2 separate regions of the Mus musculus genome follow, and region 1 is linked to region 2. A link is a loop called in an ENCODE intact Hi-C map of the cell type or tissue named here. Cell type or tissue: heart. All regions are shown on one strand.

The links. A loop is a pair of places that touch in the nucleus more often than their neighbours do. Peaks named below come from ENCODE experiments on the same cell type or tissue, not always from the same donor. Only the 100,000 strongest peaks of a DNase experiment are listed, where the experiment ranks them.
Region 1: it touches region 2 in a loop (2.2-fold over the local background); 5 of 42 quality-filtered maps call a loop at or near these places.

Annotation. Positions count from the first base shown.
Region 1 is chr1:66,734,370-66,742,369 of GRCm38, reverse strand. Kansl1l (KAT8 regulatory NSL complex subunit 1-like) reads left to right here. Exons shown (of 15, transcript NM_001122738.1): 7 at 4,157-4,319; 8 at 6,626-6,733. It overlaps Gm46093 (a long non-coding RNA gene), which reads right to left and starts at 4,157. Exons shown (of 2, transcript XR_003947842.1): 1 at 1-4,157. In heart, no CTCF peak of the experiment used is centred here; no DNase peak of the experiment used is centred here.
Region 2 is chr1:66,829,007-66,837,006 of GRCm38, reverse strand. Acadl (acyl-Coenzyme A dehydrogenase, long-chain) reads left to right here. Exons shown (of 11, transcript NM_007381.4): 10 at 1-45; 11 at 5,480-6,168. The coding sequence ends at 5,573. Among named protein-coding and RNA genes, the nearest start is that of Kansl1l, 15 kb to the right of the region's middle. In heart, no CTCF peak of the experiment used is centred here; no DNase peak of the experiment used is centred here.

The DNA of each region.
Region 1 (8,000 bases), 95 kb after region 2:
CTCAGTAAAACTTAGCAAGATACTTTTGAAACTCAGTTACTTATTCATATGTATAATGACAAATTTATGAATAGCTTAGTGTACATTTAAAAAGGAAGAGTGTGAATGAGTACTGTGACTTACAGTATTATGTCCTCAGTAATGGCTCCAGTATAGACAAAGAGAACTAGAAGAATAGAACAATTCCATATAGATTCAAATATTTTAATCTTACAGTATGTTGGGTAATAAAGAATAAAAATAGAGTAATCTAGATAAAATGCAATGAAATGATTTCAAGAGGCATGAAAGGAAATAGGAAGGGACTACAGAGGACAGAGATCAAAAAGCAATGACTACATGGTGTGACTATTGCTTATTTGTGTTCCTGCTGAGTTGGCACTATATTAATAAAAGCTGCAAACATATTATTGTACACTTTTTTGTGTCATGATTTTTGGTCATCATTTTACATTGCCATCAGAAATATTCTGACTACCTGAGTTAACAGTCTTATATATGCTCTGACACAAGATAACTAGCCAGTCAAACGGGACAGTCAGATCGGCATGGCGCATATTGCCCACTTGAGGCTTAATTTCTTTTTCTAGCTTCTTTGTATTTTCTTACTTCTTATGAATTTTCTTTGATTATAGATTATAATTAATTATATTAATTATATAATAATTTCCAAATACCACACTATTGCTATCTCAAATTTGTCTTGTGATTAAAAGCCATTTTGTATGATTTCAGTCAGGCCTTTTAGTTCATTCATTCGTTCTCTCTCTCTCTCTTTCATGTGGCTGCGTTTTGTCCGCATGTGTGGGTACTGTATGCATTCAGTGCCTGCAGAGGTCAGAAGAGGGTATCTGACCATAAAACTCAGGTCATGTGTGCTTGGGAACCATCAGGTCAGTGCTAGGAAAGAAACCAGAGCTTGATCCTCTGCAAGAGCAATTAAATGCTCTTAACCTCAGAGCCATCTCTCCAACACTCGTCAGGCCTTGAAAGTAACTGAGATTTGTTTTGTGGGTCAGTGTAAAAGCACTGTTCATATAAATATTCGATGTGCACTTGAAAGTGGGGTGAACTTTTAAATAGGCGCTTTAATTAGCTTCACTTAGTTAATAGTACTGACCAAGACATTTATATCCTTACACATATTTTACTTTTCAGATCTCCCAACAATAAGTACAAATTTGTATATTATCTCTCTTTCTTTTTAATTCTTACAGGGTATTTTGATGTTTCTGATATATTTTGAAGCTGACTGTTTTTGTACAAGTATTTTCTTTTGGTTGGATATATGAGAATATCTGTGCTGTCTCTCTATTTTTGAAGTATATAATGTGTTGGGTTCACAGATAGACGGGGATTTGTCAAAGGGGAGTTGGATTGAATGAAATGCAATTGAATCTTGACCCTTACTTGTACTTGATAATATCTTTACATGAAATGCTAACTTTTGAGTGGATACAAGGAGTGAGTTAAAATTTTGGGAGAGAGAATGCATTTTGTAAGTGATCAAGACATAACTTTTCCTTGAGAGCCACTGTGGAATTCCATTGAATTAATTTCCCCAAACTCACATATATAAATTTCACCCTCCATGTGATATTTAAAATTAGGGCCACTAGTGACCTGATTGACTCAATTCCAGAGAGCTATCACTATATGTCTGCTATGTGAGCAGACATCTATGAAGAATAAAGTAGGCCATCAACAGACAGACTCAGTCAACACTGTCATTTAAGACTTTCCTGCCTCTGGAACTTTCTATTATTTACAAGCCATCTAGCTTACATTACTTAAAGACTAAGGTCACACATTATGAAAATCTGTAGCCACATAACAAGCCAAGTATGGTGGCTCATGATGGGAGAAGAGAAAAGAGAGGTTTTTGTCTTGCTGGTCAACATCAGGTTGAATAACACTGTCTTACAAGTAAACAAGTGGAAAGCAATGGGGGAAGACAACTTGACATCAACCTCTGGCCTCATCCCATGTATACATGGTAAGTACACCTACACTCACAAATGCACCCAGACATGAACATGCACCACCCTGTGCACCACACAGAAATAACAGACAGAAAAATGTAAAACAATAAGTTAACAGAGGAACTTCATTAATCCTAAAGAAAGGCAGGGATCCGTGAAATATAAAACAAACATATATAAAATCAAAAAGACCAATCGTTGAGTCTTTGAAAAAGTACATTTTCACACCCCTAAGACTCTTCAAATTAATCCAAGGTAGAGTTAACCTTTATTATTAACGCAATTTACCTGGGAAAATATAGTGATTTTCAATAGACTCTGAAAAAAAATCCACAATGAAACACATTTTGGCAAACTGGGAATATATCCTGGTAAACAAATAACCAAAAAACTCCAACAACTAAACCATCTTTAAAGTTTTATTTGTATATGTGGAGGTATATGTATGTGTGCATGTGGTGTGCAATATACATGTATAGGTGGAAAAGAGGTTGATGTCTTATTTTCATTCAAATAGTTTTACGTCACTTTCTCGCCTCCCTTTGCTTCAGCCCTTCTCAACTACCTTCCCTAGAACCTCATATATATAACCTGCTGCTGAGTTCATTTTCGTGTATGCATGAGGTTTCATGGCTGACTATCCTGCAGATTCCTATGATGTGTTGATCTTTACATTGGCTGTAGTTACGATTTTCTGTGATGGTCTCCATTTGTTGTTAAGAGAGCTTTCTTTGACAAAGGGTGGTAGCAACAGTTATCCAGGAGAGGTGGCCTCGCACAAAAAGAGCATTGTTAAGACAGGTCTGGAAGTAGACTGTAAGCTTTCAGACCACTGTAGTAAGAAGCCCTGCCTACTTTATCGTTTCAGTTAGGGCCTCTTACTGAAACTAGAGTTTATCAATAGGCTAGAGTAGCCATAGAGCCCCCAGGATCATCCTGTCACCACTTTGAGCACTGGGGTTACTGATAGCTGCTAGCACACCTTGAGTTTACATGTGTACTGGGTATAATCAGATTCTTATCCTTCCTTGGGAAAGATTTTCTTTAGCTACTGAACTCTCTCTCCAGCCCCACATACAACATTTGAAATTGTTATGTCATTCCTGTTATAACCAGTTGCAAAACAAGAGTATCTCCTTTGGTCCCTTTGCTATTTATTAATGAGACTGAGCACATTTAGCATGGATAACATTTCCAAGTAACAAAGGGTTTAGAATGAATTGAAACATCCAAACCAGAATTACATATGGACAATACATCTGGATTCTCATCTACTGAAGACTAAAAGAAACTATAAAGACACTGGTAGACTAAGGAAGTTGGCATAGTTGTACAGATATGCTGAATATATAACAGGTAATTTCATTTTAAAATACCTTCAATAGGGATGGAGAAATTGCTTAGCAGTGAAGCGTGCTTGTTTTTGCAGAGGACCTGAGTTCAGTTCCCAGCACAGACACCGCAGCTTGCAGCCTACATAACACCAGTTCTGAGTATCACCCTCTTCTGGGCTTCCTAGGCAACATACACTCACATTCAAGCAAGACACTCATACGCAATTTAAAAAGTCTAAAAAAAAAAAAAAGTTAAATCTTTTATAAAGCAATAAAAATGTTAACCGAAAACTTCTAACAAAACTGTGTGAAGCTTTTAAAATATAATTTAAAAGTATATGTATATGTGTATGTGTGCAACGTGTATGCAAGGTATTCAAGGAAGCTAAAAGAGGGTGTTAGATCCTTTGGAGCTGGAATTAGATGTGACTGTGATCTGCTTGATGTGGGTGCTGGGAACTTAGCCCGGTCCTCAAGAAAAGCAGCAAGTGCTCTTAACTGCTGAGCCACCTCTCCAGTCCCAAATGTGTAAAGCTTTTGTAGAAGGAATTGAATATGGACAAAGTAGAAGAGACAAGCAGTTTTATGGACTCTTTTCTTTTTACTGTGTTTCACTGTGATGGCACAAAGACTTATTTTCATGAATAAGTTCAGTTTGAAAGACCCAGAAGGCTTTTCTAGCCACAGCACTAGATGTACAGTCCATACATCTCATTCTATATCAAGATGACTTACTAAGCTAGGCTCTTATTCTCCTATATACTGTATTATAATTTCACCTGTCCTTTTTTTTTTAAGTCTTAAAGCAAAAAGTGAAAGTTTGACATTTTTTTCTTGCAGACTTTACCTTCAAAAGAAGCATTTTTAAGTAGCACACAGACGCCTTACACGGGATCACCGTTCAGTTGGGACAACTGGGAACAGAGTTCCAGGTCTCACCTGTTAAGAGAACAGGTTTCCAAACTCGATTCCTCCTTCCATCCTGTTTTGTCATTGCCATCAGGTAAGCTGCCTCATAAAAATCTGAATATTTTCTATAATGAAACATCATCTTATAAAGACAGGCAATATTTGAAAGTTTTTGGTTTATTTTTGCATTGTGGGAGATTGCTTACGGTGGTAGAACAGATGGTATTTTTGTAAGTCTTTAGAGGAACAAGGTTATGTTGAGATAGGGCCTCACTATGTAGCCCTGGACTATTAATGTGTACTAAGCACACTGGATATTTTGTTTAATTCTCATAACCCCATGAGAACACATTATGCTGTCCTTTTCATCTTACACATGAGCATATTAAGCTTGGAGGTTTTTCTATTCAAGATAACTCAGCTATTGAACACTGGAGCCAGCAGCTGAGGTAACTGATCCCCAGACTCACACACGTATTATCCTTTATATTGATTTATTATTAAGTAATTTGATTTTCTCTTGATTTGAGAGATGAGATAGCCTCATTCTAAATTTTGGAACTCTGAAATAATATCAATATCTATAACTATATATTTATATATATCCTTTAGATCTAAGGCATCCTAGTCTAGTAAGCTCAGCTCCTTTATATTTATCAGTTAAAGCTGCTTGCATTTGACAAAAATCTTAATACCTACTTATATTTGATAATAAAAAGGTGCTAGAAGTATAAATAAGTCCCTCATTATAATTATATTCTAGTTTTAATATAGTATATAAATATAAAATATATGCATATATTAACAAAATAACTTTACTAAAAGGCCAAAAGGTACTTTAGGAAGGTACATAGGAACAAGGCCATCTCCAGTTATGTTCTGTTTCCAACACTTACGGTGGTAGAACAGATGGTATTTTTGTAAGTCTTTAGAGGAACAAGGTTATGTTGAGGCAACTGGAAGGCAAAATCTTGAAAAAGCTTCAACAGTGTTTTAAAGCACAGTATTTAATTTCTTTTCCCATTTAATTCTTTTCATCTTTACATCAAATTCCATGATACTTAGACTTTTAATTATACTTTTTTGTATGTATGCATGGACTTGTCCTTAAAGCCCTGAGCCAGGCAAGGGGATGCATCCCTTTAAGCTCAGAACTGGGGAGGTACACAAGCAAATTTCTGTGAATTTGAGGCTAACTAAACCCAAATAGTAAGCTCCAGGACAGCCAGGGTTATAGTGAGATACTGTCTCAAAAAAACACTAATAAATCACAACCGTTGAGAAAGCAGTTCATCTCACTGTGTGAAACCCAGACACGGCTTCAGTCTCTCCTGATAGAATCGTTCATAAATAATTCTGTGTATTGCATGCAAAACATTCAATAGGTTTAAAAACAAAGAACACTTAAAAATGTTTCTCAGGGGAAAATATATGTGTCTATTCATGCTTTTTAAAGTTATTTTATTATTCATTTTTTATGTGTTTCGATGTTACAGATGTATACATGCCACATGTGTGTATAGGCCAGAGATCAGTTCTCTGGAGTCAGTTTTCTCTGTCTACCATGTTGTCATGCTTGGTGGGAGTGTCTTTATCTCTAAGCTATCTTATTGACCCAGGTTTTACAGTTATGAATGAAAAAACTCTTGACTAATAAGCAGCTTGATGTGAGGTGGCTCAACAGGTAAAAGGCACTTTCCACAGCCTGACAAACCTACTTCAATCCCGGGACCCACATGGCAGAAGGAAAAACCAACTTCCATGAGGGAGGTGTCCTCTGAGTTTCACTTGCCCATGTTGTGGCGCTTGTACAAACTCACCCCTCTCACACACATTAAAGAATGAATTCATTATACACACCTTATCTGTACCTTGGCTTCTCTTTGAGTATAAAATATACCAGCATTTTCAACTGAATATCCATAAGTCTCTGTCTGAAGGAAGAGAACTTCTTGGTGGATGTTAGTCTTTATATAAGTAGCTTTAGTTATACTCATAATGTGAAACTTGTCGTTTCATGCATTCTGCTTATAGAAGTGTTTCTGTGTAACAACTAGCACAATATAAAAATCATTTTTAATTATTTTAAATATTTTTGTAAAAACCTTGTGGTGCATTTGTGACCATTCCTCTGAGAAGACTGTTACATTTACACTGACTACTCTTACACACTAAAGGGAGACCTCAGAACTGTTCATATGCTCGTTTAGAATGTTACCTAACTCATAACATTCTGAAAAACGCTTACTAACCTTCTTGGGAAGGTTTACTTCTCAAAGTTCTTATTGTGTAAATTTTTTCCCTAAGCCTATGTGCTATTTATAAAAAGGAAAGAAAATTAGTGTTAGGCTGTGGAAAATGGTGTTTACCAAAAATAATTGTTTTCCTTTGTTTTTTCAGAAATTCCCCTTCATCTTCATTTTGAGACCTTATTCAAGAAGACCGACATGAAAGGAGAGCTTGCTGAAAATCAATTTGTAGGTGACTGTCTCATATCACCGCCACCTGGTATGTCCCATTCACACACTGTGTGTGCTTGTACATGCTTTTACATTGTCTACATTCATTTTTTTACATTCTGAGTAAATAAAATTTAAGAAAAGAATAAATGCAAATCCTTAATCGTTAATACTTTTCCATGAGTCACACATCCACACAGAGAAGCATGTTTGATTGCCTACTGTTTGAGGCTCTTTGACATGAGGCAGGGAGGGAAAGGGTGGAATTTGAGAAAGAGTGGGAGGAGGAAAATGAATAAACAATGAATGAACAAAAGTTATAAAGAAAAAGCTATAAACAGAAAACAGCCTTCTTATATGGTAAAATCAAGGATCCCAATGCTTTGCATCAGCTCGGAGATTTAGTGCACTGTAAGTTAGTGTTATATAGTAGACTCGGCAATCGGAATGTAGTGCATAACTCATCAAGAGCACTGAGGAGGTGAAAACAAACAGAAAAGCAACTGTAGTGTTAAAAAATGTAGGTCAACCCCAGAGAGAGACTAGTCAAAACCACACAATAGAGTCTATCTTCCTTATATTAGGAAGGGTGTAATCATGAAATGATCTGAGAACCGTTCTAATGTATAGGATTTTTTCTGAGTAAAAACTTTTATACACTTATTTCATAACAAAAATCACAATAAACTGTAGTTGGTTTTAATAATTTTAAATTAAAAAATCATATAATAAAACCTCAAGGAAATTATATTAAACTGTTTATGAGTGCTCTGAAAAGGAATGAACACTATGCTTAGAAGCAATATGAAATGACAAAAATCAGCATATTCTCACTGTCTGCAAAGCTGTATATTTAGTATCGAAAGAAAGCAAACATTATTTCCAGGCAAAACATATCTACCTGCAAAATTCCAGAGGAAAATAAATAGATGTTAAGTGGGTTTTATAATAAAATCTAGTCATTTTAGGGCTGGGAGGGACGCTGTAGGTTGTTCAATGTTCAAACATTGAACCCTGAATTCAGTTAAGACCTCTGGAAGGCAAAGAAAGAAAACAAACAAACAAAAAAACCCATCAGCTTTTATAATTGCAGTAGTAATTACACAGACTATCTGAAGGAACAAATTCTTCACTCAGTGACAATATCTCTAGAATAAACAAGGGTTTACATTAAGAAAACTTTAGTAATTTGTGGTTTTACAGAGACAACATGAAAGATGTTGCTCTATGGAGACAAATAAACTGCTGTGGTTAGAAAACACTTCCCAACTTAAATGTCTGCTTTCTGTGTCTCACTGTATACAGAGAATTTTATT
Region 2 (8,000 bases):
ACTCCACGGAGGCTGGGGGTACATGTGGGAGTACCCGATTGCAAAGTAAGTATGGCGGGCGCTTCTACAGCACTTTCCTTTCCTTTCCTTTCCTTTCCTTTCCTTTCCTTTCCTTTCCTTTCCTTTCCTTTCCTTTCCTTTCCTTTCCTTTCCTTTCCTTTCCTTTCCTTTCCTTTCCTTTCCTTTCCTTTTCTTCTTTCTGTTTTCTTTCTTCTTCTGTTTTTTTTTTTTGAGATAGGATTTTTTTTCCATTTATTTTCCATCCCAGTTATAGCGCCCTCTCTTTCCTTTTCTCCCAGTCTCACCCTGAGAAATCCCTCCCCCCATTAACACCTTACTGTCTGAGGAGAAGGGAAGGACCCCTACACACCCCTAGGGACCACTTCACCCTGGGACATCAGGTTGCAGCAGGACTAACCACATTTTCTTCCATCGAGGCCCAATCAGATAGTTCAGCTAGGGGAAGGGGATCCAGTGGCAGGCAACAGGGTCAGAGACTACCCCCAGCCCCACTTCAGTGTCAGGGGACTCACATGATGACCAAGCTGCACATCTGCTACAAATGTATAGGCCTAGGTCCAGCCCGTGCTGTTTGGTTGGTGGTTCAGGCTCTGTGAGCACCCATGGGCCCAGGTTACTTGATTCTTCTTGTGGTGTTCTTAACCCCTCTGTAAACAAGACAATTTACAGATGTGCCCCTAGGCTAACCAGCTTGCTCACTCCTATCCCCAGCTCTTACACATGACTCCTTAAGCTCTGCCTGATGTTTAGTTGTGGGCCTCTGCATCTGTTTCTGTCAGCTGCTGGGTGAAGCCTCTCAGGAGACAGTTATGTCAGGCTCCTGTCTTTCTGGGTCTGTGTTACCATACTCAGTAACCATCTAGTTCCATCTATTTGCTTGCAGATTTCATGATGACTTTTTTTTAGTGGTTGAGGAGTACTCCATTGTGTAGATGAACCACATTCTCTGTATCCATTCTTCTGTTGAGAGTCATCTGGGTTGTTTCCAGCTTCTGGCTATTATGAATAATGCTGCTATGAACATAGTTGAGCAAGTGTCTTTGTGGTATGGTGGGACATCTTTTGGCATATGCCCAGGAGTGGTATAGCTGGGTCTTCGGGTAGAACTATTCCTAAATTTCTGAGAAAATGCCCAATTGATTTACAAAGTGGTTAGACTAGTTTGCACTGCCACCAGCAATGGAGGAGTGTTCCCTCACCTCCACATCTTCGCCAGCATATGCTGTCACTTGAGTTTGTGATCTTACTTTGTAATCCTGTCTGACCAGGCTGGCCTGAGAGTCACAGAGATCTACCTGTCTCTGCCTCAGGACAGGGATTAATGGTGTGTATGTGCCGCCATATTCAGCCTATGATGCTCGATCTGTCTGTCTGTCTGTCTGTCTCTCTCTCCCTTCCTCCTCCCTCCCTTCCTTCCTTAATTATATTTTATGTGATTTTTTAAAAATTAAAAATGGAATGTTTTCATACAGTATGTTCTGATTATGGTTCCCTCTGTCCTAACTCCTCCTAGGTTCTCCCCACCTCCCCACCCACCCAGATGCACAACTCTTTCTTCCTCTTTCTCCATCTCCTTACCTTGATGCTTTTCTTGTTTTGTTTTGTTTTGTTTTGTTTTGTTTTGTTTTGGTTTGGTTTGGTTTGGTTTGGTTTGGTTTGGTTTGGTTTGGTTTGGTTTGGTTTGGTTTTTAGAGACAGGGTTTCTCCGTGTAGCCCTGGCTGTCCTGGAACTCACTTTGTAGACCAGGCTGGCCTCAAACTCAGAAATCCGCCTGCCTCTGCCTTCCAAGTGCTGGGATTAAAGGCGTGCGCCACCACCACTCGGCAAGATAGTCCATTTTTAGAAAATGAATTCCTTCATTTCTTCCTATTCTCTCTCTCTTACTCTCTCTTTGAATTACTTTTTTTTTTTACTGGTGTGGTAAGATTCCCTGACAAAAGCAATGGAAGGGAGACACGTGTTTCCTTCGGCTGCCGGTTGGAGGCTAAAGCCCATCAGAGTGGGTTGTTCTGGCTGCAGGAGCTTGCAGTTTGGACCTGCCGTTCAGAAGCAGAGTGTGAAGGATGCGGCTGCTCAGCCGATGGCTGCCGTTCTATGCAGTCCAGGACCCAAGCCTAAGTAGTGCCACCTAACTTTGGAGTGAGTCTCCTACCTCAGTTAACCCAAACAAGACAATTTACAGGTGTGCCCCTAGGCTAACCTAATCTACATTACTCTTCATTATTATACCTGGAAGTTTGTGCCTTTGATGTTTCCAGATGTTGTCAAGTTAATAATCAGAACTGGCCATCGTAGGAACTGAACTCAGGGCTGTGCATGTGTTAGGCAAGCAATTTGCCACTGGCCACTATCTCTAGCTACTTAAACAAACAAACAGAAAAAGCAATACAGAATGGTCCACTTACATAGTAGAAGAATTAACATACCATGCCTTAAGTAATTATTTTGCTTGAAAAATATAAAAGGTTTTTTTTTTCTGAATGGAATTTTTATTATGCTTCTTTTTATTGGGTTACACATAAATTTCCTCAGATCAAACAGTGACAGCTACAGCTGCAGTGTCTTCCATACGTCTCCCTCTTCATCAGCTCTTCTCAGACTCTTGCCTCTCTTTCACGTTTTTCTTATAATCGTAGAACGTATTTTTCCTCTTACTTAACAGTCTATTCAACTTAGGAAAATTGCCCAGGGAAGTTTTTGACGACTGCTCATACACACCCACTTCAGTTCTGAATCTGCAAGGAGGAATGCTATAGGCTTCCAAAGACGTTCCGCATTTGTTACCTGGGTGCTTTGTGTAGTTCGGAAAACTATCAAGGACATAAACACTGTTAGCCTGACAGCGTTTGATTTCCTCATCCCAGCAAGCCTAGCTAGAGCTGTTCCCTGTACTTCTAATCCTTTTTATGGAACATGAGGTTTTTTTTTTTTTATTGCCGTTTCATTAAGAACAGAAGTTCCTGTGTGGGTACAACCTGCTAATTCTATAGTTACCACACAGCTTAAAAGCTTTAGTTACTGGATAGCTATAATTTATAGTTTCATAAAACTCACCATCAATCAAGTGTTTTTCTCTTTTTGAGAGAATATAAGCGTGAAATTGATTTTTTTCCAAATAAATCATTTGACTTAGACTTCCAGAGCTACTTCAAGCAGACCTTACTCACAAGCAGAGCTTCCTTTTAAAATCCTGTGTAGTCATGAAATACAGCTGTGTTTTTGAATTATGCTAGCCCAAAGGTTACCATCACTGGAATTTTTCCCGTGCATTTTTTTGTTTTTGAAGTGCTCATCCATCTTATAAAAGGGCTTTGGAAGCAAAATGGTAATGGATGTTTATATCTGTGTGTGCAAGCTCTTGTAACAACTCCTTCTGGGAACAGAGGCATGTGTGGCTTCGTTTACGTTCTCAGAAAGGCATGCTAAGTCGAGGGGTCCACTACCCTGGGATGAGGTTAGCGTGTCCCATAGCAGCAGTGCCTGCTTTCTTAGAGTCCCTTGCTTCTAAATAAGCAAGATAACTTGTGGATTGATCATTATAATTTCTGCTTTCAGCTCAGGAGACTTGAACTCCTTTAAATAATAATAGCCACTCTTGGCTGGGTTGCCAGTTCAAAGAGTATGTGAATCTTTATCCAGACAGCTCTTTCTGTCCCCAAAGATGTTGGAAATCCTGATATCACAAAAGCTAGTTACCTATTAGACAGTATGTGCCTACAGTGTACAGACTTTGATTTAAAGAAATCATCCAACTTTTGATTCTTACATCTGCCCCAGGTTTAGCTACATCATTAGTGTAGGGATGGGTAGGGGGAGAAAGAGATAGAGAACTGATTGAGGCAGGAGCTTTGTAGGGTTTAAAAAGTTGTCTTGTTCCCCTTTAGAACTTTTAGATAGTTACTTCCTGGCACGTGAGCTGATCTTAGTTTTAGGCGTTAGGTTTAGCTTTAGACCCTTGGAGATCTCTTAGCCATTCTAGGCGGAGAGAAGCTGGGACAGAGAACTTCACTGCAGTTAAACATTTCTCTCCTGCTTCTCTCTGTTAATGTTAGTAGAGTAAATTTAATTAGTAACTTATGAAAGGCCTGCTGGTCTGCCATTACATATCCTGGTAGAACTACTTTAATGTAAAAAAGAAATGCCCAGCCCAGTTCAAAAATGTCTGAAGTCTTGGGATTGTCCAGGTAGGCTGGAGTGCCAGGCAGGTCTTCAGAAGATGCGAGTGCTTGGTTTTGTAGAGAACAAAATCTTCCTGGGGCTGGGGGCAGGGTTTACGTATTTCAAAACGTACTTAGAGTCCCCCCCCCCCATTCATCGAATAGGTAAATATTCAGTGAGGACCCACTTATCTGCAAGGCACCCCGGGAAATGTGGAAAAGTGTAAGTTCAAAGTTAGTCATATTCTGAGAAACAAGCAATTTTATCTCAGAAATTAAATAATTAGAGCCCCACTCATATATTTGAGAACGGGCTGTACATTTTCCTTCCATGAAAAGTCTGGAGCTCAATAACTAGTTTCACAGGACTGGGACAATGAAAGTATTGTGACCTAATAAAAGTTTGCTTGCCAAAGAGGCAAGACACCTACATTCTTGTTCCAGCCTGACGGTTATCTGTTATGTCACCAGAAAAGGGTGATCATTAATTAGCAACTACATCAGCCTCTCTCTGTTTTTTTTGTTTTTTGTTTTTGTTTTTTTTTTAAACCTGCAAAGCAGTAATATTTATCCCTCTGGATTCTAGAGGGCTGAAGAGAAAGGAGAAAGGGTGAAAACGGATACATTGGCTACTCCTACAGCCGTCAAAGCGAGGCCTGGGCTGGGGGTGTGGTGCGGTGGGGGAGCGCTCTCCCATCAAGACCCTGAACTCAGTTCCTGTATTAGTCAGACTTCTTTCCCAGCATCGGAAGACAGAGGAGTGAAGTCCTGGCTGAGTGCTAGTGTCTGTGTGTCTCTGAGGGCTCAGTCCCTTAGGATTTGAATCCCAGCTGTGACATTTCCCCCAGAATAGGCTATTTGTTAACTTTGGGGGCGGGGGGAGAAGTAACTTTTTAAAACATTAGGTGGTGGTTGTAGAGATGGAATGAGAAGGAATGTCTAGAAATAAGTAATTTATTATTTTAACCCCTAAGGTCAGTGGCTTTCAACTTTCTGGGGCAACTAAAAGAGAAGACACTAAGATGTTCCAGGCATAACTAAATGTAGATGTTTTCAGTCGCTGTTTGTTGTATAAGTTCAGCTTTACAAAGCTATGTCAGGGTACCTAAGCGTTATTCTGAATGTAATGTCTCAGTGGCTTTTACTGTATCAACCTAGTATGAATGCTGTCCATGAAAAGTCAGTTATTTATAAGAGGCTCCTATTGCTCAGAGTTCCTTAACCAATAGTTATCTGGAAAGATGGGGCTTAAAGTTTCTACCATTTCTATATGAATTACACTATCTTCTAATTTATCTAGAGCTTACGTGGATGCTCGGGTGCAGCCGATCTACGGTGGTACCAACGAAATAATGAAAGAGCTGATCGCAAGACAGATCGTCAGTGACAGCTAGACATCTGCCTACATCCTGGAATCCTATTACATGCAGCTAATGCGGATTCTAATCTACTTGAGATAAAGTGTAACCTGGAAAAGGGGGGGAAATGGTAAAGCTGGTTTTATGTATGATTGTTACAGAGAAAGAAATAAAATAGAATTCTAAAGATTAACACAGGGAGAGAGAAATTTTTGAGCCCAAGAGTCTAAAGTTTTGTCATGAAAGGTATAACCTTTTTTCATGCATATACAGTGAATATAAAAGATTTTCTAACTGAAGAGCCTTTTAATGTCTTACTTGTCTTTCAAATTCTGAAGAGCATAAGTTGGCTTTCATTCTTAAAGTTGAGGCAGAATTTAATATTAATAATACTTACAAGACTTTGGAAAGGTCAAATAATTGTAACTTATATGAAGTCATTTCAGCTACTTTTTGCTCCATATTCCCCCAGGACATTGGTTCCCACCATGTTACCCCCAACCCCATGTTTTTTAAAGTAATGAACAGAACCCTTCAGAAAAAAGTGGACCGTACTGTATATAATGCACATAGAGGCAATTGTGTATCAATATTAAAAATAAAGTAAAACTTAAAGCATGTGTAGACCGTGTGAGGCCCTGGGGAATGAGAACGTGTTCTGGTGGGAGACTGCTATGTTCTTAAGCAGGCATGTGGGCTTTCAGCACATTCCATTCCCACTTAATTTAAATAGGAGAACTCAGTACTCCATCATCTTTAAATTCAATGTTTGGTAGGTATCAAAGCCAAGGCTTTTTTTTTTCAGCAGTGTGACATATTTATATTTAATAAATACTATGCATCTTCTATAAACTAAGTTGGTAAAAATGTTGGGAAGCAAGCTTGGAATAACTTTATTATGGAGTTGAAAATTCCAACTAGACAGTAAGAGAACCAAACATTTAAAACAGGAGGAGGGGAAAATCATACTTGAGACAAGAAATCATTATGAAAAGTAAAATCAATAGTTTATAAACTGATATTTCAGTAGTTTGATTTTTCTGGCTCACAGGGGTAATTTTTAAAATGAAAATGCATTCTTGTTTAACTTCATAAAGTTAAACATTACTTATTTGCTACAAATGTGTATAGCAGATGGGAGGTGGAACCTTTTTGATATTCCTCTCCTCATAGCACACCACTTTGGGTAGTGGTTGCTGGATTAACTCCTTTTATGTACATGTGTTAACATACAAAGGGTTCAAAGTTGTTATTTATCCTTTGAGAGAACCCTCGTTGTGTAGCTGTGGCCGGTCTAGAAAAGCTCTGTAGATCAGGCTGACCTGGAACTCACTCACAGTCATCTTCCTGCCTCTGCCTTCCCTCCCAAACGAGGGGACTGAAGGCGTGTGCCACTATGCCAGGCTCAAACTCTTTTTTAAAAATAATTTATTTCTAATTATGTCTGTGTACATGTGAATGTGTGCATGTCAGTGCAGGTGCCAACAGAGACCAGAATAGAGTATTAGATCTCTAGAGCTGCTCCTCTGAGCGGCCCAGACGGGTGCTGAGACCTGGACCCCGGCTCTCTTCCAGAACAGCAAACACTCAACCACTGAACCATCTTTGCGGTCCCTAGAGTCAAGTCTTATTAAATATTACATTTGCACTTTGCACCTCCCTCCTGCCAACAGGAACTTGAAAAGATTTGCTAGAACTCTCCTTGCCCCTTCGGCCTCTTTAAGTCTCCAGTGTAGAGGCAGACGGACCTTCAGTTTGAATGATTATTCTTCATTTAGAATTTAGAATTTGTAACCTAATTTTAAGAAGAGTTCAGAATGTGCTCTGCAGCTTTGCCTTCGGTGTTCATTTCCTAAGCAGCTTATTCTTTGTGCTTTGTTTGTGTGGCCTTGAGTGGTGTCCCCCGGGGAGGGAATTTCAGGCGAATCTCAGGCATTGCTGAGTGTTCAAGAAATGATAAATGGTAACAGTGCTCAAAAGAACAAGCTAGGCAGGCAGAAGAAAGCATCACTATGTAAATATTAATGAGAATTTCAAGGTGTGGTGATTGGTTTTGAGGCTAAGATTTTTAGGATCAAAATTACAGCTTTACAGTTCCTTTTCCCCTTATTTCCAGGTGGTGTCATTGAAAACTGCTCTGACTTGCAATTTTAACATCTAACTGCAAATCTTTACTAATCTGGTAATCTTAGTAGTTTACTGCTGAAAGTATAGGATTTCTAGATTTTTTTTCCATGTCAGTGTTATTTTTGGCACACCCAAGCATTTATTTATTTGGAGTCATTGGAAAGATTTGACATTGAAACCAACTGCGGGCCTGTGTACTGCTTTATAACAAATGCTGAAAAATACTATTCTTTTTTAAAACTTTTGTTTGCAAGACAAAATTATTGAGAGCCACAAATATGCAAAACATGGAGCATAGTGTAGCTAACCTTCAGCTTAACATTTACAGTGATTAGC